Regions from separate parts of the Mus musculus genome. Here region 2 is linked to region 1. The links are chromatin loops, found by intact Hi-C in ENCODE. Cell type or tissue: gastrocnemius. All regions are shown on one strand. Each heading gives the region's core, and the rest is flanking DNA. Links, peaks and the distances in the headings are about the cores only.

Region 1 (11,255 bases), core at 1,515-9,514:
AGCAGGCAGATCTCGGAGTTCTAGGCCACCCTAGTCTACAAATCAAGTTCCAGGACAGCCAGGGCTACACAAGAGAATCCTGTCTCAAAGAGAGGGGGATGGGGAGGAGGGAAGGGAGTTGATTTCCTTACAGACTCAAACCTTACCGTGCCTTTCAAATACCTGAAAGGTCTCACAACTCAAAATGATTCTGAGAGACATATCTAAGAAGGTAAAAGGTGGGGGGGGGGGGGGGGAGATTTCCTCAGCCTCCAAACTGCCTCCCAGTCTCAGCCATCTCCTCTTGCCTCCAGGATATGTAAGATACCTGAGCTAGCAATCTTTTTGCTTATTCAGAAAGAAGAACAATGAGTGGTTCTATGCCCCAAGCACTCAGGCAGGGTCCCTGCTCTCCATCAGCACTTGTCACACTTGTCACACTGAACCGCCACGTTTTATGTACATGTCTGCTTCCCTTTCCCACCCCAGCCCACTGTGAGAGAGGAGTCTAAGGCCTCATTGATCCCACAGCTCTTCAGCAAGTCTGGCCTCTGGACTTCTGACCTCCTCCATCAGCCTTCTCACCTGTATCCTAGGATCCAGTTCCTCCTCCTCTCTAGGGGACAATTTGGTCTCACTGCTGTTGCTTCCACTTCCTCCAGGCTCCTCTGCGACCGGGCTCCTAGGGCCCTCATCCTCTACCACCTCTGACCGAAGTTCCCCCTGCGGAGTCTCCCGGCCCCCTGCAGCCTTTTTGAGATCAGCCATGCTGGCTGGAAGAGGGCAAAGCCCTATGCACAAGAGAGGGCTGGCATGCTGGGAGCAGGGCCCCAGTTTGAGGCTTCCTGGACTTTGGATGGAACAGAATAGGGCTTTCTCTTCTCAAAGGCCGAAGAGAAGCAGCACAGATGGGCCTCGCGTTCAGTTAGAGGCTGAGCTTCGAACTGCTGAGGAGGTCCTTATAACTAAAGCTTCGTCTGTGCAAAAGTTCTTCACACCTCACCACGGGGAGCCCACCAAGAGACCCCAGCGGCAACAGCTCCAACTCAAGGAGCAAAGGGGGCCTGGATCCTGGGCCGACGCCTGGGAAGAGGAGCACCATTCGGGAGGGTGGAGGCAAGCGCCTCCAGGCTGTGGTGGCAGATGGAGAGAAAGCTAAGTCCAAGCAGAGGGTGGGAGATGCGCCTCTGGGGAGCTGCAGGAGACACAAAGGTCAAGTTACATAGGATGTCAGCATCAGAACCTTGGCCAGCAGCCTCCTCCGCGTCCTGGGTCTCCCCAAGATACCACTGGTTTCCCAACACACACTCCCGAGATCCGACCAGTCCCCCACCTCAACTTCTTTCCTCCGGCCTCAAGGACTTTAGGTCCGACTCTGCTCGCGTCCCTGTTCCCTCCACAGTCCCTCCCCTTCCAAACTTCCCTCTGAGCCCCACCCTCTCTCCTCCACACCCTTTTTCTACCAAGCCCGTCCCCCTCGGTCCGGCTTTGCAATTCACCTTCTATCCCCCAACCTTGCCTCTCCAGCCCTGGGGGCCATCTGAGCCTCCAGGCTCCAAGCGCATACTCTTCCGCGGACCCAGCGTCTGAGTCCCAGCCATCCCATGTAACCAGGCGAAAAAAAAAATGCCCCTTCCCGGCTTTACCTCAGTTTACCTTGCTTTACGGGGAGCGTCTACGGAGCAAACAATCTTCCCCCTCCCTCCGCAACAAGACCGTCCAACCAAAAACGCCCTGGCAGAGAGGAAACGGAAATACGCCATCGCGTAAAAACGCTATTTTTTTTTTTCCTCTCTGACAAGTATTGCCCGATGTAAGCTCACGCTCGGCGTGCTAAACGTTCAGGGTCCGTACAAGATGGCGCTACTCTACATCCGACGTCGCCTTTCCTAGCTCCCAGTTCACCCGCCAACCAAGCCTAAATAAAATGAATGCATGAGTAAGAGTTGCTGAGGAAAACTACAGCAGGTGATGAAAATCGATAGTCCCTCCCAATTCGAGAAATGCTAGCAATAGTGTCGTACGCGGGAGCGGCCATCGTTGCTTTAGGAACAGAGGCGGGGCTAAGGACTGTCACTGCCTGGCGCGACCGGAGGTGATGCAACTTCCGGTTTCGGCTAGCTCCTATCTGGGTATTGCTAACAAAAACGAAGTCGTTTTTCAAAAGTGATTTTTTTTTTCCTTTTCTTTTCTTTTTTCTCGGTTCAGTGAATCCGGCGGACTCTAGGTCGAGACAGGTGGGTGAACCTCTCCCGACACCTGCAGCGGGCGCCATCTCTCCCGCTAAGTAGCCGGCCTCACGGGACGCCGGCTACCGCGTGAATGCAGAGGATCTCACTGTTAGCTCACTTTCCTAGAGTGGGAGGAGGAGGCTCGAACTTAGCCCAGTGAGCTCCCTGCTTCGTTCATGGGTGGTCTGGATACCAGTGCTATGTGTGGCTTGCAAGACGGACCGAAGCCATGGATGGGATGCAGGATGGATGCTTGCGTGGTACAAATGTCTGACGGCCTCGGGGCCCCAGGCTTTTTTTCTGGAGATGAAACACGTATCCGGGCCCAATTCTCTTCCCATTGGGTTCTGTTGAACATAGCCCGTGTTTAGTAAATCGGTAAAGAGTCTGTTTAGTCAAGAGCTGCCTTCCTATCTGTGAAGGAGTCTTTAGGTGTTTCTAGAGGCATGAGAATGGAGGAGGACGGGGTTCCACAGTCTGAAGTGAAAGGAATTCCAGAGCTGGTCCCTGTTAGGGTCCAGGAGTCGCCCCACAAACCACAGGAATATCAATCTCAGTCAGACAGGGATAGTGTATTGAATGCACACCCCACGGTCGGTAGACATAGCTTAGACTCTGGAACTGAATGCTACTATCATGAACTTCGTTTCAGGGTCAGTTTATATAGGCAGAAACCCATAATGAACTCACAAGCAATTGCGGGGAGGGCTTGTAGGGTTATTGGCCTTTTTCCAAGTTGTGTGTGTGTGTGTTTAAATAATTTAGACATAACAGTTCAAGTTGACTTCTATCTTGCTTAGCTCTGAGTGAAGTCTGCAATTGGGGAGTTTGCAAGAAGAACAGTCCTCAAAACATGGTAACAAACCTCTGAACATACCGGGATATATGGTCAACATGACCACGGTCTGAGCCAGACTATTCTCTGGGTCAGCAGTCAGTCTAATTTCAGTGGCAGCAGTATGAGATGGCACTCATACTGGCAGGCGAGAAGCAAAATGGCTACAGCTATGCCAGGGAGGCAGTGCCAGGGGAACAGGCTTCAACTGTCTATGCTGTAAGTCCAGTTTGTGTCTAGTTAGCAGTTACACTAAAAAGTATTCTGTGGCTTGTCAAAGAACGATAAGGAAGGCCGTGTAAACAGTGGTTCTCAACCTTCCTAGTCCTGCGACCCTTTAAAGTGCTGTCCCCCAACTGTAAAATTATTTTGTTTCTCCTCCATAACTGTAATTTTGCGACTGTTATGAATTATAATGTAAATATCTGATATTCAAGTATGGTATCAGGTATAATATGTGACCCTCCCCCAAAGAGGTCACAACCTACAGGTTAAGAACTGGTATAAAGGATTGTACAGCTAGATATAGGAGCCAGTACAGTGGGGGAGAAATAGGACTCCAACTAGAGATGAACAAGGGGGAAATTTGTAACCAAAGATCAGTTTTGAGGGTTAGTGGATGAGAATGTGATTCGAGGGAAAAAAAGGGTAAAGGGGTCTGGCTAAGCCAACCTAACTGGGTTCTTGCTGAAGACAATCCTGGAAGGCTTGTGTCTATAATTGGGAGCCTGGCATACAGAATTGGCAGAGGGGTGGTCTTGGTAAACTCCCTTCACAAAGTCCTTCATTAAAACTAGGTTTTACAAGATAGTGTTTGGATAGGCCTAGAAAAAGGTTCAGGCGCCTGACCAAAGTTAGACCAAAGAATGTTTCTCCAAGACTAGGTAGGGCATGAAGGCCCTGTCTTTCCTAATGACTGCATAGCAAGATGTTTGGCTCTTGGCTTCCTGAGAAGGGTTCTCCTAAAGAGTAAGAAATGCATGCACTACCTTAAAGGGATAAAGGAAGGAGACAAGTTTGTAGGCCCCTTTTAGGAAGTGCTCTAAGAAAAGGAAGTTGGGACTCTGTTAATCCCAGGAGTTGCTCAGAATATCTAGTGCTTTCTCCTGGCAGTGTTGAACTTTCTCAGACAGTTGTTTCCATGAAGCACGGGGACCTGGTCCTCCTAGGAACAAGACCACTGGTGCTAGAAACCCTGCGAGGATTTAGTTACCTCTTAGTACAGGGTTTTGGATGGAAACATTAGGAACCAAGAGGTCCTCAGTTCCTAGTTCTCCCCTTCCATTCTAACCCTGTGAGTAACTGCTTAAAGCCTGGGGATTTAGTACACCGATGGGGGTTTGCTTAGCATGCCTGAGGCCCTTGATCCAACCCCTTCTCCCAATACACACACACCTTCAGAAGTGCAATATAAAAAGGTATAGACCGAGGAGATCATTCAACAGTTAAAAGGCACCATCTGCCAACTCAGACAGCCTGAGTTAGATCGCTAGAACCCAAGAGTTGGAAGGAGCGGACTGACGGCTGTGAGTCAGCACACATGCACATACACACTGACTAAAAACAAAGAACAAGGGCAGTGGGACACACCTGTCATCCCATCACTTAGGGAGACTAAGGCAGGAAGAGTGTCACACTAGGCAACTGTGTGATAACGTCTCCAAAACAGAGAAAGAAGTAAAAATTTAAAATGGAGTGTGCAAATACAGTTCAGAACTTGTCTGTATGTGCAAGGTCCTAGTAGGTTCTGAGTCCAGACTGTTGGGCTGCAAAAACTGGAAGTTTTAGTTTTAGAATTCTTATTTTTAGATTTGTTCATGTATGAGTGTTTTGCCTGCTTGTATGTATGTGTACCACATGCATGTCTGGTGCTCTTAGAGGTTAAAGGGAGACATAGAGTCTTCTAGAATTAGAGTTATGGATGTTGTAAACCATCATGTGGGTGCTAAGTATCAAATCTAGGTTCTCTGCAAAAGCAAGTACTCTTTCCATTAAGCCTTTTCTCCAATCCCCCCAAAACTTACTTATTACTAATCTATTTTATTTGCTTTTTTTTGAGACAGGCTTTCAATGTATAGCTCTGGCTGTCCTGGAACTCGAGACCACCTCTCTCTACCCTCGAGTGCTTGGATTAAAAGACTGAGCAAAACCACTAAAACAAAACAACCAAAACAAAAACAAAAACAAAACCTAGTTTTTAATGAAGATAGTTCAGTGTATGTTGTAAGGAAAATAAAAGATGAAAACAAAGATCTGGGTGAGAGGGGTAAGAGGCTCAGTGGATAGAGGAGTTGCTATACAAGCCTGCAACAACCTGATTTGTTATTTGAGAGGACCCAACTTCAATTTCCAGCACACAGCCATCTGTATCTCCAGTTCTAAGGGATCCATCTCCCTCTTCTGGTCGCCTCAGGCACTGCCTGCATGTGGAGCACATACATATATGCATACTTTTTTTTTTAATTATTAAAAAATTAACTTGTAAAAGCATTAAAGACAGAGAGCAAAGCTGTGTCAGGCCAGAGGCAGAAAAAAGGACTCTGGAGGAAGAGCAGGAGCAGGCTGGGCCGTTTTGAGGTGGTTTCGCTGTACTGCAGGCCTAGAACTGCTGTGCCCCTCCTGCTTACCCTTGGTAAGCACTGGCAATTACCTTAGTTTGGCATTTACATTTGTTTTTCCTGATATTACTATCTTATTAATTTCATCCTTAAAAACTAAGACCTATCTTGAACTAGTAAAATTTGTTTTCAAAAATGTTGATCTTTAAATACCTTTCCAGCATGTTATATCTTTGTACTATACCAAATCCATGTAGCTTGCCTATGTTTAATTTACTGATACCTCTTCATAGTTAGTTTACCTACAAAAGGCTAAAATGAAACATCAGTCTTTCTGTTGGGATAAGTGTTTCGCACCTTTAAGTTGGCCACACCCAGCCAGGTGGTGGTGGCGCACGCCTTTAATCCCAGCACTCGGGAGGCAGAGGCAGGCGGATTTCTGAGTAAGAGGGCCAGCCTGGTCTACAGAGTGAGTTCCAGGACAGCCAGGGCTACACAGAGAAACCCTGTCTCGGAAAACCAAAAAGAAAAAAAAGAGAGAAAGAGAGAGAGATGGGTGTTTATGTATCATTTTGATGATATCTGCTTACATATATAAGCAAAAAAGGTTTTGAATAATTTTAATTAGGCAGTACCATGTTCAGAGTGTCTTTTAAAATCACTGGGCAGGTCCCAGGTTTATAGTCACTAATAATTAAAGCAGCATTATTTTTATTATTTAAAAATTAAAGAAGGCAACAAAGCTAAGTGGGATAGGCCCGATGCATAAATATCTGGTTAAATGAGCAATTTCAGTTCTCAGGTGCTCACAAGATCTGGGTTCTAATTTTACTCTTAACTATGCTTCATTCTTGAAAATAGTTGCTCAAATGTAGCTGCTGTCATGATTGAGGTGTGATCATAAGTTGAAAAATAAGTATCTCTAGGATAGGACCTATGAGTCAGACACCATCAAATTTTTCTTTACTTGAATGTCAGAGTTTAGCTCTGTGCGTTCCATTTGAGAATTGGCAGGTGATGTAGTGACTGAAAGAGACAAGGAAGGTGTACAAAACAGAGTTTTCCATTTCTGTTTTTCCTTACAACACAATCCTTGAGCACCAGATTTGTCGATGTGTTTAATGCCTTTCAAGCCATAAGTCTTAGAAATCTTGCATGAATTCCCTGCAAATTAAGCAGAGTGCCTTAACAAAAATGTAGTCAGCTGTCTGCTTTTCACTAAATATGTAATTTGTCTCTGGAGTTCAGTTTAATTTTTATTTATTTTGCTGTGTGTATGTGTGTGCTCTAGTGCACATGCACATGTGAAGATCGGAGGACAACTCTTAGAGGATTTTCTGCTGGTACCTTGTGAGAGCTGGGAATCAAACTCAGGCTGTGAGGTCTGTACACAAGAGCCTCTCCCCACTAAGATATCTTTACAGTCCTGAGGCTGTGTTTGTTTGTTTTGGTTTTTTCCGAGACAGGGTTTCTCTGTATAGCCCTGGCTGTCCTGGAACTCACTCTGTAGACCAGGCTGGCCTCGAACTCAGAGATCCACCTGCCTCTGCCTCCCAAGTGTTGGGATTAAAGGTGTGCGCCACCACTGCCCGGCTGAGGCTAGGTTTTCTTTTGAGGCTAGAAGCCATGATAGGATAAAAATAATAGACAAGGAGTTATATTTACTTTTATGATGAAAATTGACAGGAAAATAGAAAGCAAGGTTTGGATCCTTCCATATCTCATCTGCGTGTGCAACATGGAGGGCCTAAAACCCAGCAGGCAATGTGTGGATTTGGATTGAGGTGTGGAAATGCCTTCAATCATCAGATAATGCCTATCTTAATTGCAGAGCATGATGGTCACACCTTTAGTCCTGACACGGGGAGGCAGAGGCAAGTGGATCTCTGAATTTGAAGTGAACATACTAAATTCCAGGCCAGCCAGGGCTACATAGTGAGACCCTCTCTCAAAACAAAGCCTACCTGCTCTGCAAATGACAGGTTAGCAGCTCAGTAATCGCTGTCTTTTACTCATGACCAGAACCATCTGTAACATCTGGCCATGCCAGTTTCACTGTCTGCACCTAGAAGATAACACCCTGGAAACCACCATAAAGCTGAACCTATGTGTATATACAAATATATTTGTGTGACATTTCAGTCTGTTGTCATCTAAAAAGTAAACAACTGTGAAGTTGTTACAAAATAAGTCACTCAGAAGGGAAGGGGGATGGGAGGAGGATCTTCGTGCAAAGGGTACTGGGAGGAGGGGGCTGATATTGTGATGTAAATTTTTAAAAGGTAACTTGAAGATACTATCAGTTCCCAGTATGTATTATAAAGTCAAATGATTAAATATATTTATATATCTTACAAAATTAAGTCATACACAAACTTTTTTTTAATGTTACTCTTTTATTTCAATAATGGTCTTGACAGGTAGTTTCATGTCTGTTGCTTTAGTAAAACACCCTGACAGAGCAACTAAATGAAGCAAGACTATTTTAGCTTCCAACTCTAGGTGATAGTCCATTACTATAGAGGAGTCTCAGCAGCAGTACAGGTGCTTGCTCCACATCCCATAGTCATGAACAAAGAGCTAATGGGTGCTTGACGCTTGCTCTCTGTCGCCTCCCAACACTCAGAACAGTGCAGAACCTAATCCATGACATGGTACCTCCCACATTCGGAGTGGGCCTTCCACCTCACTTAACCCAATCATGAAAATGTTAACCATGGGTCAACTCAACCCATATAATTCTCGTTGAGACTGTATTCTCAGGTGTTTTGATATCCTTTCAAATAGACAAAACTAACCAACACGGACTCAGGGTCTATGCTGGCTGAATTCCTGCTCCCACTGCGTCCAGCGAGTCTGCGTCCCACCGATCTGTTTCGTGTGGTACTTGTAAATAAACTCTGGGTCTCGGCTCGTCCAGCAATCTGTCAATTGAGCTACATCCCCAGCAGGTTTACGGTTTTGAGTTGGGCGTTCTATGCTGCAAGCGCTGGTTAGAAGCCCTTGCTCTGAAAGGTTGGGAGCCGTCTCCATTCACACCGGAAGGCATCTGGTCAGCAGAACAGGACTACCGCCGTCCCTGGCAATGCTGGACAGGTCATTAATCTATGGGGAAGATTAATCAAGACAGTGAGCATCTGGTCTGGCCTCGCAGTTTAGAAATACATTAACATGGCGACGGATGGGTGCTACTGGTCTCCCTCGAGTGGTCTATACGGCCCTGACTCAGCTCAAGGTGGCACTGGGCTCACAGCCCTTTGCTCTCAGTAGCAGAAGGGCCCACGCGTGGACACCCGAACGGAGAGACAGGTTAGCTAAACCTGCCCTGTGACACTGTGGGCACACCATGTCAACTCCGCCCTCTGCCAGGGCAGGTCAATAGTGCGCTTGCGCGGGCTAGATGCCCCAGTAACCCTGCGGACAGAGTGGGCCAATCAGCGTGCTGTCTCCTGGCCCCGCCCTGCACTGCGCCCGCCCCTTCCTCCGCGCCCTGAGGCCAGCGCTGTCCGCAACGCTTTGAGGTGAACGCGGCTCGGAGCGGCCCTCCGAAGACTGGTGAGAGGGCTGAGGGCCTCAAGGCAGGGCGGGCGGGGCCGCGGCCCTCGGCCGCTGCCGTCTCCTCTCAATACCGGGTCGAGGGACCTGGACCGGAGGGCGGCGGGCCAACGCGCCTGCGCAGGTTGCTCCAGGCCGGCGGTGCTGTCCAGCCTCACACCGGGGAAGTTGCCCGCCTGACGGAGCGGGCCAAGGGGCGATGACAGCCTGTGGCCGGTAGTGACAGCTTCAGGAGACCCGAGGAAGCGTGTGTCTTGCCTCAGCGCCCCGCAGGCTCGCGTCACTGGGGCGCCGGCGCCCGCCTGTGGTTAAGGCAGGCCGGGGTGTGCGTGCCATCGCGGTGGGAAAGGATTCCTGGGGCGGAGCGAAAAAGCCAGAAAGACCTGGCAGGCTGTAGTGTGCTAGAAGTCGGCCAGTAAGTTATGCCCCTGCCTCAGTCAGGCTCTGCCTAAGTAAGAGCGGTCCTGCAGAGTAAATCGCAAGTACCGCACAACTTCAGTTCTCAGGTTTATGACTGCTTTGACCTTTCTCTCTTCATAGAAACTGTTATGGTTTCCTGTATTGAGTTATCCCAGGCTGCAGGTACAGGCAACTTAAGTCCTCAAGGTCACACAATTAGTCATGGAAGAACTAGGAATTGGATGCTTGCCTTTCTGGATCCTCTAAGCAGGTTTGTCAACATAAAACGAAGCTCCCCAAAGGTAATGTGAGATGTATGCAGGCTACAGCAGAATTGGGGGGAAATTGCTATAAGTTTTAGATGCTATGTAATTATAGTCTTAGCTTTCAGGTTAGTGGAGGTTAGTGGTTTAAGTTAATGTCTTCCAAAAGCTTTACCTGATGGTACAAAAGTCTGTTAAAGAGATGAGAGGTAAATGACTGTTAAGGTGATTAAAAATAAAGATATCCAAAATAAATGTATCACCCCTACCAGACTTCCCGCCTCTGCCTCGGATGCTTGCACTACTGTGCCGGGGTGCTGTGAGATGAGACTGGGTACACAGGAAGGTGATCTTTGGGAGAGCCTTTAGGGTGTTGTGCTTTGTTTTTATAAACAAAATCTTAAGGAACAAATTCCTGTATCATGTTATTAGCCTCCATAATTCAGGTAGCAAGATTGAGGACAACTTGAAGCTACATGATACCTCATCCCCAAAGAAAGTATGACCTACAGTACAGGTAGCAGATGAGAAAACTCTGCCAACAAAAGAGGTGGGAGGCCTGGTTTGGGTTTAAGATTTATCTATGTATATGTGTTTGGGCATGTGTCTGAGTGCACTCAACCATGGAGGTCAGAAGAAAGCAACAGGTCCCCTGGAGCTTCAGTCACAGGCACTTGTGAGCCACCCTACATTGATGCTGAGAATCAGCCAAAGTTTGGTCCTTTGCAAGAACAGCAAGCTCTCTTAAAATCACAGAGACATCTTACCAGCCCATGCTATAGGTGTTAGATGCTATCTAGTGAGCAACTTAGCTGCTGAGTGAGTAGAAGATAATAGTCTCCTAAATGACTATAGTCTTAAGGATCTTAGGTCAGATGCGGAGGTGGGTGGTAAATGGCTATTACAAGGACTAGAGATGACACAGGATGAATTAGGCTCTCCATTTGCAGCAGTCCAAGTCTCCATAGCCAAGCAAGTTCTAATCACTCTGCAGAGTCTTCAGCATATGTGTGGCTTTCCACAGGTTCTTATCCCAACTCAGTTATCCAGGGCAAAGTATATATATAATGTATATGGTTGGATGGATCCATAGAGAACAGATTTGAAAGAGCTAACACAGCCACTCGCCACAAAGCAGCATTTTAGTCTGTTTATTTATTGGTGATCCCTTAAGATTCAATCACCTGGCAATGTCATAACTGAGTTTATGTAAGTAATTTCTGTGATAGTCACAATGACAAGTCCACATTGTCAGGATTTCATTCCATTGTTAATTGGCACATGGTTACACATCATTCCCTACAGTGTAGAGTATGTTATGTCCAACTCATTGAAAGGCCCAGAAAGATTGTAGTCTATTCTCCCATGTTCTTTCTACTCCAAGATTTCTAGCCATTCTGTACTTCAGTCTTTCCCAGAGGGATAGAGGATACGC
Region 2 (11,255 bases), core at 1,122-9,121, 220 kb after region 1:
GATCTGCTAACTGCTGTGGACACCAGGCACATACATGATGGACAGATATACATGCAGGCAAAACATTAATACACAAAATAACAGTTAAGGTCAGGCGTGGTGGCGCATGCCTTTAATCCCAGCACTCAGGAGACAGAGGCAGGAGGATTTCTGAATTCAAGGCCAGCCTGGTCTACAAAGTGAGTTCCAGGACAGCCAGGGCTACACAGAAAAATCCTGTCTCAAAAACAAAAAAACAAAACAAAACAAAAAAAAACAGTTAAAAATCTTGGGCTGGGGGCTGGAGAGCTGGCTCAGCGGTTAAAAGCACCGACTGCTTCCAGAGGTCCTGAGTTCAACTCCCAGCAACCACACGGTGGCTCAAAACCATCTGTACAGGGATTTGATGCCCTCTTCTGGTGTGTCTTAAGACAGCTACAGTGTACTCACATACATACATAAAAGATAAATAAATCTTTTAAAAAAAAGAAAAAAGAGCTGGGCGTGGTCGCACACGCCTTTAATCCCAGCACTTGGGAGGCAGAGGCAGGCAGATTTCTGAGACCGCCTGGTCTCTGGCCAGCCTGGTCTCCAGAGTGAGTTCCAGGACAGCCAGGACTACACCCTGTCTTGAAAAACCAAAAAAAAAAAAAAAAAAAAAAAAGATAGCAAGTTTCAGGACACTCAGAGCAACATAATAGAGAGAAACCATGTCTCCTCCCACCTCAATCCCAAAAACCACATGATTAGTAAAGCTTACAGCAACCAGCCCACTCAAACTCAGCTGTCTAGTAACACTGAGGGTCTCCCAAGACACTCACGTCAGGTTGAACTTGAAGTTGAACTGCCATGTGTTGATTCCAGACGGGTACTCCCCCTTCTCATTGGTGAACGTAAGGCCCAGCTGGATGATTTTAAGAAGATCAACATTGCACCGCAGAAGCTGATACTGGTAATCTATGGAGCTTCGAAATTCACCGATCGGCCGTACAACAACACCTGGGAACTCTGTGTCCTAGGAACAAAAGCCTCTTACCATTAAGCCTCAGCAAACAGTGGTGCTCAGCAACCCATGAGCAAAATTGCTCTTCAGTTTACAGAAGCCCAAGATAAGCTCCCAAGGTCTAGAACACAACAGAACCCAGACAGGTGAATGGGTGACTAGAGGGAGCTGCGCTCAGGTAGGAACGTCTTTTTTCACTTATTCATTTACTTCAAGTGCACTGGTGGCATGTGTGTCTGTAGGAGAGGGTCAAATCCCCTGGAAGTGGAGTTACAGACAGTTGTGAGCTATCATATGGGTGCTGTGAATTGAACCATGGTCCTCAGGAAGAACAAGTGCCCTCGACTGCTGAGCCATCTCTCTAGCCTTCAGATAGGACCTTCCAATATGAGTTAAATACAAATACAGCCAAGTAGATGGGGTGGCTCACAGGGGCTTCGCTCCATCCCATCAGCTTCTTGGTGTGACGTATACTTGAAAGAGAAGCCCGGCTCATGGCCTGCTGTTCAGAGCTCCCACCTTGGTCTAATGTTTTTATAAAGGACAAATGCAGCCTTCCTCTTTCCTGAGTGACTATTTCACTGCCGTGTGTACATAAAACCCTTTTATACCCTTGTAAAGCTCAGACTGGCCTATACTCATTGATCTTGAACTCCTGACCCCACACCCTCACCCCCAGTGTTTGGGATGACAGGATCTTAACCTGCTGGGAGAGCTTGTAAGGCTAGTGCCTCTTATGGACAGAGGAGTGAAAGCAGGGTTTGAATACAGACAGTGGCAAGCTCCAAGCCTGGAGTAAAACAGAGCACCTGCGTGCTCAGGGGCTGGCCTAAGAAGAGTGCCACCTAACCCGCCATTGGGCAGGAAAATAAGCCACACAGTACCAGTCCTTCCCACTTTACCCAGAGACACCAGATCTGCAATGTGACATCTCCTGCCTTTTTTGTGCTAGCAATAAAATGTTTGAATATTTTGAAAACATAGGCTGGGCATGTTGGTACATGCCTATCTTCCTAGCACTTGGGAGATAGAGGCAGGAGGATCAGAAAGTCAAGTCGTCCTCTTGAAATATGCCTGTTACATGAAACCCTGTCTCCAAATTTTAAAAAATTAATAAGTACCACATGCTCAAATTCCCATGTGTGAGGAGATATACCCAAAGGGGCTGAGGTAGGTCAGACACTAGAGCACTTCCCAGCACCACACATACTGGGCACAATGGGGCAACCATAGCTCAGCACCAAGAAGGCAGAAGCAGGAGGATAAGCACAAGGCCTGCCTGGACTACCCAGCAAGTGCTGGGCTAGCCAGGGCTTACATATCCAGATCCTATCTAAATAAACAAAAATAAAAATATAAAAGACTTTCCATCAGAGGAACACATTACAAAAACTTGTGTCAGAAGCTATGCCCTCCTCAGAGACACTAGCTGCCTTGATTCACAAAAGCAATTAGGTTTCCATCAGTCTAACCTTCCCTGGCTTTGGTGGGGAGGGCCTACTCACCATAGCGATATAGCTGTAGCTGAGGACAATCTCACGGATCTTCCGCATCTCTTCCTCAAGATTGCTGGCCCACACCTCACAGATGACCTGACTGTTTTCTACAAGTGCCGCAGGCATCCTGAAGGCACCTGAGGAGCCACCGTGAGCCAACTATGTAAAAAAACAAACAAGCCTCCTTCTGTTTGATTTAATTGTCCACACTGGATCCAATCTAGATATAAAGACAGTTTGAAATCACATTAAGTTTACATGGTGGTATAAGATATCTACAAATCAAACACATTAAAATTGTATTTTAGTCAGATACGTGACCCAGACACATGATCCTAACACTCAGGAGGCCAAGGTAGAAGGAGGGAGACCAGCGTGGACTGCATACTGAGTCCATTTAAGGTCAACCAGGGCTACCTAGCAAGACCCTATCTGAAAACACACACAAACCAGAGTTTTACCATAACTTCATTAACAGTCAGTGCACTCAGCATCCACTACCTATGGAGTGCTTACACTTGCCTTTGTCAAGTTTGTTCTCTCTTGATACAAACAAAACCCTACCTGTTGACCCGAATCCTTAACATGACATTAAAAATGGCAAGTTACTGGGCTAGAGAGATGGCTCAGTGGTTAAGAGCACCACTGCTCTTCCAGAGGTCCTGAGTTCAATTCCCAGCAACCACATGGTGGCTCACAAACATCTGTAATGGGATCTGATGCCCTCTTCTGATGTGTCTGAAGACAGCAACAGCGTACTCATATACATCAAATAAATAAATAAATCTTTTAAAAAAAAAAAGGCAAGTTACGCTGGACAGGGGTGGTTTTGATTTTATATATACCATGCGCACGCAGTGCACAATGCACAAAGGCAGGCATCAGATTCTCTGGAACTGTACTTAGAGATGGCTGTAACTACCATATGGTGCTAGGAACCAAACCTAAGTTTTCTGCAAGAGCAGAAACCGGTCCTGACTGCTGAGCCATCTCTGCAGCCCTGTGATGTCTACTTTTTTACTCATAATAAATAAGTTAGGCAGTAAAGTTCACAATAAGAACAGAGGGTGATAGGGCTGAAGAAATGACTCAGCGGTTAAAAGCACTGGTGCTCTAATAAAGGATCCAGGGTCAGTTCCTAGTACCCAGATGGTGGCTTACATCCAACCATGATTCTAGTTCCAGGGGTCTGATGCCCTCTTCTGGCCTCAACAAGCACCAAACAGACACATGGTACACAGCCGTTCTGCAGGCAAAATATTTATACACATAAAGTAAAATAATTAAAAAAGAGGAGGCCAGTAAAAGTAATTCAAACGGGAGCAGAATGGCCGGCGGTGTACAGCACAGGAAGTACTGGGCCGGGTCAAATTCAACACCACCGGAACACTTGTCACTACAGCAAACCAACGCAAAAGGCTCAGTTATTAACAGAACAGAAAAGGCATAGACAGAGCTCATGCTTACAGCCTCAGGCTTGATCCTTGACTCCAAAACACACACAGACACACAGACACAACTAAACACAAGCTAGAGGCCAGTGTAGCAATCTAGAGAGACCCTGGGAGGAGGGATGCATAATGACGTAAGAGCTTCCTCATAAGGCAAACCCCCCACTGTATGGCTCCTGAACACAGTCAGTATGTAGCAGTGAGCTCCAGTGCACAGGGGCAAACACTTGCAGCAACAGTAAATGAACATGAGGGGTTTCCTAAGACCAGCGCATGGGAAATAAATCCTTGTTTCCCAGCTTTGGAACTGACATACAGTAGAGACTCCAGAAGACAATGAGGATCACTCTCAATGCTGTCTACTTCTCCTTAAGAGACCATTCATTCACTCAAGGCAGGCTACTCTTCAGATGCTCCCCTGAAACTGAAAGCTGTGTGGTGGCTCTCAACATACACACACCTGTGGAGCTACCACACAACCCATTTCTTCCCCTGTTTTTCTTTCATGAATAAAGGCTTGCAAGTGAACTAATAGAGAACAGGGAAGAAGCTGGTTCACAATGAATGCGCAGTAAATTCAGCTTCCTGACAACTGAGAAAATGTTTGTCAAGAGTTCTCCAGGCTGTCCTCGGAACTTGTAAAACTGCCCTTCTCTGCCCCCAAGCACTGCACCCATCAACACCAGCTGCTTCACCTAGCTCTTGAGGTCACCTCCCATGTCCAGTTACTGAAACAGAGACATAATCTTGCTTCCCTAAGCAAGTCATAAACTACATAGCAGGTAAGTGGACGCCATTCCTGGACTTCCAAAAGATGTTTCCATTAAAACAAAAAGGGACACAGGCATAAAGAAACAAACTGCCTAAAGCTTTTTAAGAGAGAGTTTGTTTCAGGAAGCCAACCACTTTCAAAGCTACTGTTACATTATCAGGTAAAGTGGAGCCACATAGGAGCAGACACTGGCAAAGACACAGGAGCCATTCTTACAGCAAACTTTTCCCTAGCCAATCTGTGGGTATATGATTGGCAGATTCCAGAATGGAAAAGGCAGTTCTTCTCCAATGAAGAGATACTAAGAGAGTGATGGCTTATGCCTCCAGTGGCCATCCTGTGCTAAGACTTAAAAAGTCCCAGATTGGACTGGGGAAATGGCTCAGCAGTTTAAGAGCACTGACGGCCCTTCCAGAGGTCCTGAGTTTAAATCCCAGCAACCACATGGTGGCTCACAACCATCCGTAACAAGATCTGACTCTCTTTTCTGGAGTATCTGAAGAAAGCTCCCGTGTACTTGAAAGAAAGAAAGAAAGAAAGAAAGAAAGAAAGAAAGAAAGAAAGAAAGAAAGAAAGAAAGGAAGGAAGGAAGGAAGGAAGGAAGGAAGGAAGGAAGGAAGGAAGGAAGGAAGGAAGGAAGGAAGGAAGGAAGGAAGGAAGGAAGGAAGGAAGGAAGGAAGGAAAGGAAGGAAGGAAGGAAGGAAGGAAGGAAAGAAAGGAAAGAAAGGAAAGAAAGGAAAGAAAGGAAAGAAAGGAAAGAAAGGAAAGAAAGGAAAGAAAAAGGAAAGGAAGGAAGGAAGGAAGGAAGGAAAGAAAGAAAGAAAGAAAGAAAGAAAGAAAGAAAGAAAGAAAGAAAGAAAGAAAGAAAGAAGGAAGAAAGAAAGGAAGGAAGAAAGAAAAAAAGAAAGGAAGAAAGAGCGAGCCATCAAGCGAGCCGGGAGGTGGTGGCACACGCCTTTAATCCCAGCACTCAGGAGGCAGAGGCGGGCAGATTTCTGAGTTCAAGGCCAGCCTGGTCTACAGAGTGAGTTCCAGGACAGCCAGGGCCATTCAGAGAAACCCTGTCTCAAAAACAAACAAAAAACAAAAAAAAAAGAAGAAGAAGAAGAAAGATTGTTCCAGATCAGCCTCGGCTTTGGACTCTATCATCAGGCAGATCCACAAGGAATCCTTCCCAGGCATATGAGAGAGACCATATAATGCACATTTAACTGAGCAAAGGAACTTCCTGGGCATGCTGGCCACAGGGAAGAGAGAACACAGCAATTCAACACAGACTAACGCCCTCCCTCCACTTTCCACCCAAGAAGCTCAGGCTCCAAGATACCTTCTCTTCATCACCCTCTCGTTCCCATACCTCAGAATTCTGTTTTCAAGTACAGTTATTTGTGTAACAACAGCCCCTGGGGTAACCTCATTACTGAGGTTTCAACCAGAAGAACAATAATGAATTTCACAACTCAAAGAAAAAACTGACATCCTGACTTATATATACTGAGAAGTAAGATAGCAGTCCCACACTCGGGAGGCTGAGAAAGGAGAATCCCCAGGAACTTGAGGCCAGTCTGGGCTACAATCAGAGAAGACCCTGCTTTTATTTCATTGTTCCATTTTGTCCTTTGAGACAGGGTTGGAGAGATGGCTCAGTGATTAAGACTGTTCTTCCAGGCGACCTGGGTTCAAATCCCAGTACACACATGGCAGCTCACAACTGTCTTTTTTTTTTTTTTTCCTTTTTTTCTTTTTTTTTTTCTGAGACAGGGTTTCTCTGTGTAGCCCTGGCTGTCCTGGAACTCACTCTGTAGACCAGGCTGGCCTCGAACTCAGAAACCCGCCTGCCTCTGCCTCCTGAGTGCTGGGATTAAAGGTGTGCGCCCTTGAGACAGGTTTTTCTATGTAGCCCAGGCTGTGCACACCAAACTGGCCTTGGACTCAGAGATCTAACTGCTTCAACCTCCAAGTGCTGGGATTAGAGGCGTGCAGCACCATCGCCAGCTGAGACCCTGTTTTTAGAAGGAAAGAAAGCAAACTAAACTGACCAGGGAGGCAGCTTGGAGGTATGCAACCAGTACTTGCTGCCAAGCTGAGAACAACTTAAGTTTTGAGCCCCAGACTCACTTGATAGAAGAAAAGAACATAAACCCCAAATATGACTTCCACATGGACAACTTGGCACTTGTGTACACACAATAAATAATAACAATAACAATAATAATAGCTTAAAGAAGAATGGGGCTGGAGTGATGGCTTAGCAGTTGAGAGCACTTGCTGCTCTTCCAGAAGACCAGAGTTTGGTTTCCAGCACCCATGTGAATTGGCTCACAAATGCCTGTAACTCCAGCCCCTGAGAATGTTGACGCCTTTTCGGCCTATTTTTTCCACCAACACACTCGTGATATTAATTATAAATTCATACATTAATAAACATTAAACCCTAAAAAAATTATCCTTCAAAATTCTTCAGGAAGGTTCGGAGGTTGAGGCTGCGTTCTCCCTTAAAGATTTATTTTTATGAGTGTGAGGGGGAGAGGGTTGAGTGTATCAACAGCTGTGCGATCTCTCCCTTAAAGGAAAATTTTGATCCCATGCAATGTTTGCCTCACAGGCTGGCTTTAAAACTCGATCCCCAAACCAAGCTACATTTGAAACTACAAAGGGAAAGAAAGGGGTTCTCACACACACACACACACACACACACACACTGCCCTGTGTTCTCACACACACAGACACAAAAACACTGACACACACACACACACACCCTAGGCTGCCAAGCAATCTGTTGTGACCGCTCCTGATTATCCAAACTTGGGAGCAGGGTGTCTGTGCACCCAGGTGGGCTCTGAAGAGCGAGGAGTGCGAACGCACGAAACCACGCTCTCCCTGCTAGCCGTGCAGAACTCAGTTCCACTGAGTGTCTCCTGCTCGTCGTCGGCTTTTGTTTGCGCCAGAGCGTCTGGGAGACAATCAGCTTCACTTCCCTGTTCCAGAAGACTAAACAAAAGGCTTTAGCAGTGCAAGACGGGCGCAGGAGGAAGCAGCGGCCCGTTAGAAGAAATGGCAACAGGTCCCCTCTGGAGCGTTCCAGGCCACAGCCCTGGACTTAGACGGCACCCCATCCAGCTTGCTGGCTCCGCGACGGCGGCCCTGCCACGCAAAGCTGCAGCACCCCAAGAGCCAAGCAGAGCGGCCTCTTGCCTCCCCCACCATTCCTTAGGCCTCCAGGCTGGACTCCGGGGACCGAGAGCCCCGTAGCCTCTGTGCCTCAGTGTTCCCGTGTGTAGGATGGGTCGCCACGGAGGCACTTCCGCCTCCTGCTCCTACCGTAAGCAACCTAACCTGCTTACCCTGGCTGGCGGCCCCGCCGAGTGCGGGCGGCAGCGGCCCTTGACCCCGAGCTCTCCTCCCTCTTGCCCCGGATCCGCTCCAGAAACCCAGCTCGACAGGGAGACGTGAGTCCTGGCGCCCAGAGCGGCCGACGATGGGCACCAAACCAAGAGGTTGCACCACTCTACCCGTCCGCCCTCCCGACTCGCCTACTCTCCGCGTCACTCCAGGCGTGCGCGGTCCCGCCGGTCTCGGCTCCGTCCCCCCGTGCGCGCTCAGATACCTACGCCCCGCCTCCCTGCGCAGGCGCAGAGCGAGAAAGTTGGGTTTGGCGGAGGGCGCGTGCGTAAAACGAGGTTTGCCCTGAGGCCTCAAACGGCGTCTAGCAGTGTAAACTTGGTCCCCGCCTAGGTTCTGGAGTATCATGAGTCGCGCCTCGGGAAAGGACGGGATCTAGAACTGGCCCCACTTCCTAACATCAGAGCATATTACGACTGTTGGTTGTAGGTGATGATGCAGGGCACATGGGGTGTCCTGACCCTCGATTACTGCAACCTGAACCCCTCATTCACTGACCATCTATTCACAGAACCCCTTCTGGATGACCATTAGGTAGGGGTGGGAGAGCGCCACCAAACCGAGTCATGAATGAGGTCAGCTGAGCACTGCCTCCCAGAACCTGGACGGCCTAAGCAGCGCTGCTCCGGGGCCTGTGCTGTCCGCTGTGTCCCTGGTATCACTGTGGGTCAGTGCAGAGAGAGAGGGGCCAGTCAGGGAGAGTAGGGGGTTCGCTGGTAGCGAGGCCATGCTGGGATGTATCGCCACCTCGTGCTTTCCCACGGGGCAAGAAGACTAAGACCTCCGAAGAGCGCCTCCCCTCCCCTGGTGCTTCCTCTCCTAGGGGCCGTAGGTAAGCATACAGCAGGTGTCCCCCTTCTGACATCCCGTCTCCCAGTCACTTTGCCCTTTTCATTTTAAACTTTTATTCCAGAAGAAATCCCCAAAATAGGACTTACTGACTAAATGAGAGCTAGCCTTTCAAACTGTGAAATCGCACAGCCAGCTTCTGGGGTAACGATGTCAGGGACAGTTTCTGAAGCCCAGCCTTTGTTGTTTCTCTCCAGGATCTGTAAATAGAGACACAAGACTGTGATGAGGATGAAACCCTAGACCAAGCCACAACCGTCACCACAAAGAACCAGGCCTGGGCAGTCAGTAACTGTAGCTGCGGTGGATTCCCTGCAACAATGTTGATGGGACTAGCTGCAGGGCTGGCCTCTTTTGAGGTGTTCGGGTTGTCTAGGCTAGGTAGACACTGCCTTCCCTCAGTCTGTTCAGTGCATGTCCTTGCTCTGTTCTGTGATTCGATTCAGGAGAGGGTGGACCTAGCATGTGCTAGTCATGTGAGGAGCAGCCGTTGAGTCCTTCAGGAGAGGGTGGACCTAGCATGTGCTAGTCATGTGAGAAGCATGGAATTTGGGGGGAGGGGGGGTTCTTGCCACCAATAGGCCTGGTGTGCTCTGAAAGAGTTGAACAGGAAACACCTGGCTTCCCCCCCACACACACCCTTCACCTAGAGCTTCTCACAGACACTAATTGTATTTCTGGAGGGACTGGAGGGGAGTGTCTACACTTTAAACAATGGCTTTCAAACTGCAAACAAGAGAAACTAAAGTTTGAACACATTTCTTCAACTGGAAAAGCATAGTTTTGAAAATACAGAGAAGCATGGTTATAACATGGATCTTTTTAAGAGCTGAATGGTGCCTCTCCATGGGCAGCCTGGATTCCTAAATATTTGGTTTTGGATGCTGGGACAAGGGACTGAGGTGCGTATTTTACACGCCAAAGCAGACCTGGCCACCAGGTTCTCCCAGCATCCCTCAGTCCCTACCTGGCATACCCTGCCTCCAACCCTGAACTTTCCAGCCAAGGGGCTGGGCTGCCCTTCCCCACAGGCTCCTCCCTATATAGTCCAGACATTTTTGTCTCTCTCCTCCTCCTCCTCCTTCTTTTCCTTTTCCTTCTCCCCCTCCTACTCCTCCTTCCCAGCGGCAGAAAAATAACCTATTACTATTGTCCCCACCCCCCCAGTTCTAAACAAAGGTATGCCTTGAAAAAAAAAAGTTCAATAGGAACTGGAGAGCAGTTAAAGAGCACTGGCTGCTCTTCCAAAGGTCCTGAGTTCGATTCCCAGCAACCACATGGTGGCTCACAACCATCTGTAATGGGATCTGATGCCGCCTTCTGGTGTGTCTAAAGACACACCAATAAACTTATTGGTGGCAAGCAACAAACAAATAAATCTTAAGGAAAAGCACATTATATGTAAGAAAATAATATCTAAAATACATTTGAATTGAAGTATTTGGGACATAAACATATAAATATATCCAGATTAGTAATAAGTAATTATTAGTAATAAGTAATAAGTGCCTAAATTTACAACCCCTAAAATGCTGTAAACCTATGGAATAACTGATTGCTTCCCACACACACACCCCACCGCCCCGAGCTTGTCACTCCAGGTAGGCCACTTTATATTACTCTGCCCTTCATTGGAGCCAGTATTTAGAAGATGGTTTTGACCACAGGGTGATTAAAAGTTGGTCAGAGAAGTGATAGTTTGACAGACAGGCACAAGTCTTTGATCCCAGCACTCGGGAGGCAGAGGCAAGGTGGATCTCAATGAGTTTGAGGCTAGCCAGGTCAACAGAGCAAGGTCCAGGACAGCTGGGCGACACAAAGAAACCCTGCCTCAAACAAACAAACAAACAAAAAGGTAGTTCATGCCTATTATCCCAGATCTTAAGAAGCCAAAGCCAGAGCATTGCCAAAAGCCCCAGGCTAGCCAGGACACTACAGGAGATAATGTTTCAAAATAGATAGTTTTTTTTTTTTTTTTTTTTTTTTTGAGACAGGGTTTCTCTGTATAGCCTTGGCTGTCCTGGAACTCACTCTGTAGACCAGGCTGGCCTCCAACTCAAGAGATCTGCCTGCCTCTGCCTCCCAATTGCTTGGATTAAAGGCGTGAGCTACCACCAGGCTTGATAGTTACTTTTTTAAAGTAAATATAAAGACCAGGTTAAAGATCAGTGAGATGGTTTGGTGGAGAAAGGCCTACCAGGCCTGGATACCTGTGTCAAACCCCCAGGACTACTCATGATGTCCACACACAAATACTACTGAAAAAATTAAAAGCGATAGGTGTGGGTGCATGCCTTTCATCC

What was found. Peaks named below come from ENCODE experiments on the same cell type or tissue, not always from the same donor. Only the 100,000 strongest peaks of a DNase experiment are listed, where the experiment ranks them.
Region 2: it touches region 1 in a loop (2.7-fold over the local background); 3 of 42 quality-filtered maps call a loop at or near these places.

Annotation. Positions count from the first base shown.
Region 1 is chr11:58,321,173-58,332,427 of GRCm38, reverse strand. It overlaps Zfp672 (zinc finger protein 672), which reads left to right and starts at 9,063. Exons shown (of 4, transcript NM_001256516.1): 1 at 9,063-9,158; 2 at 9,699-9,859. It overlaps Sh3bp5l (SH3 binding domain protein 5 like), which reads right to left and starts at 1,721. Exons shown (of 7, transcript NM_024480.5): 1 at 1,636-1,721; 2 at 565-1,174. The coding sequence starts at 747. In gastrocnemius, for the core only: CTCF peaks have their summits at 2,205 and 5,460 (motif pointing left); DNase peaks (open chromatin) are centred at 2,060, 8,242, 8,523, 9,054 and 1 more place; H3K4me3 peaks cover 3,265 bases; H3K27ac peaks cover 3,346 bases.
Region 2 is chr11:58,100,999-58,112,253 of GRCm38, reverse strand. Cnot8 (CCR4-NOT transcription complex, subunit 8) reads right to left here and starts at 8,284. Exons shown (of 7, transcript NM_026949.5): 1 at 8,046-8,284; 2 at 2,488-2,698; 3 at 801-994. The coding sequence starts at 2,604. In gastrocnemius, for the core only: a CTCF peak has its summit at 5,029; DNase peaks (open chromatin) are centred at 8,250 and 8,746; H3K4me3 peaks cover 2,358 bases; H3K27ac peaks cover 2,291 bases.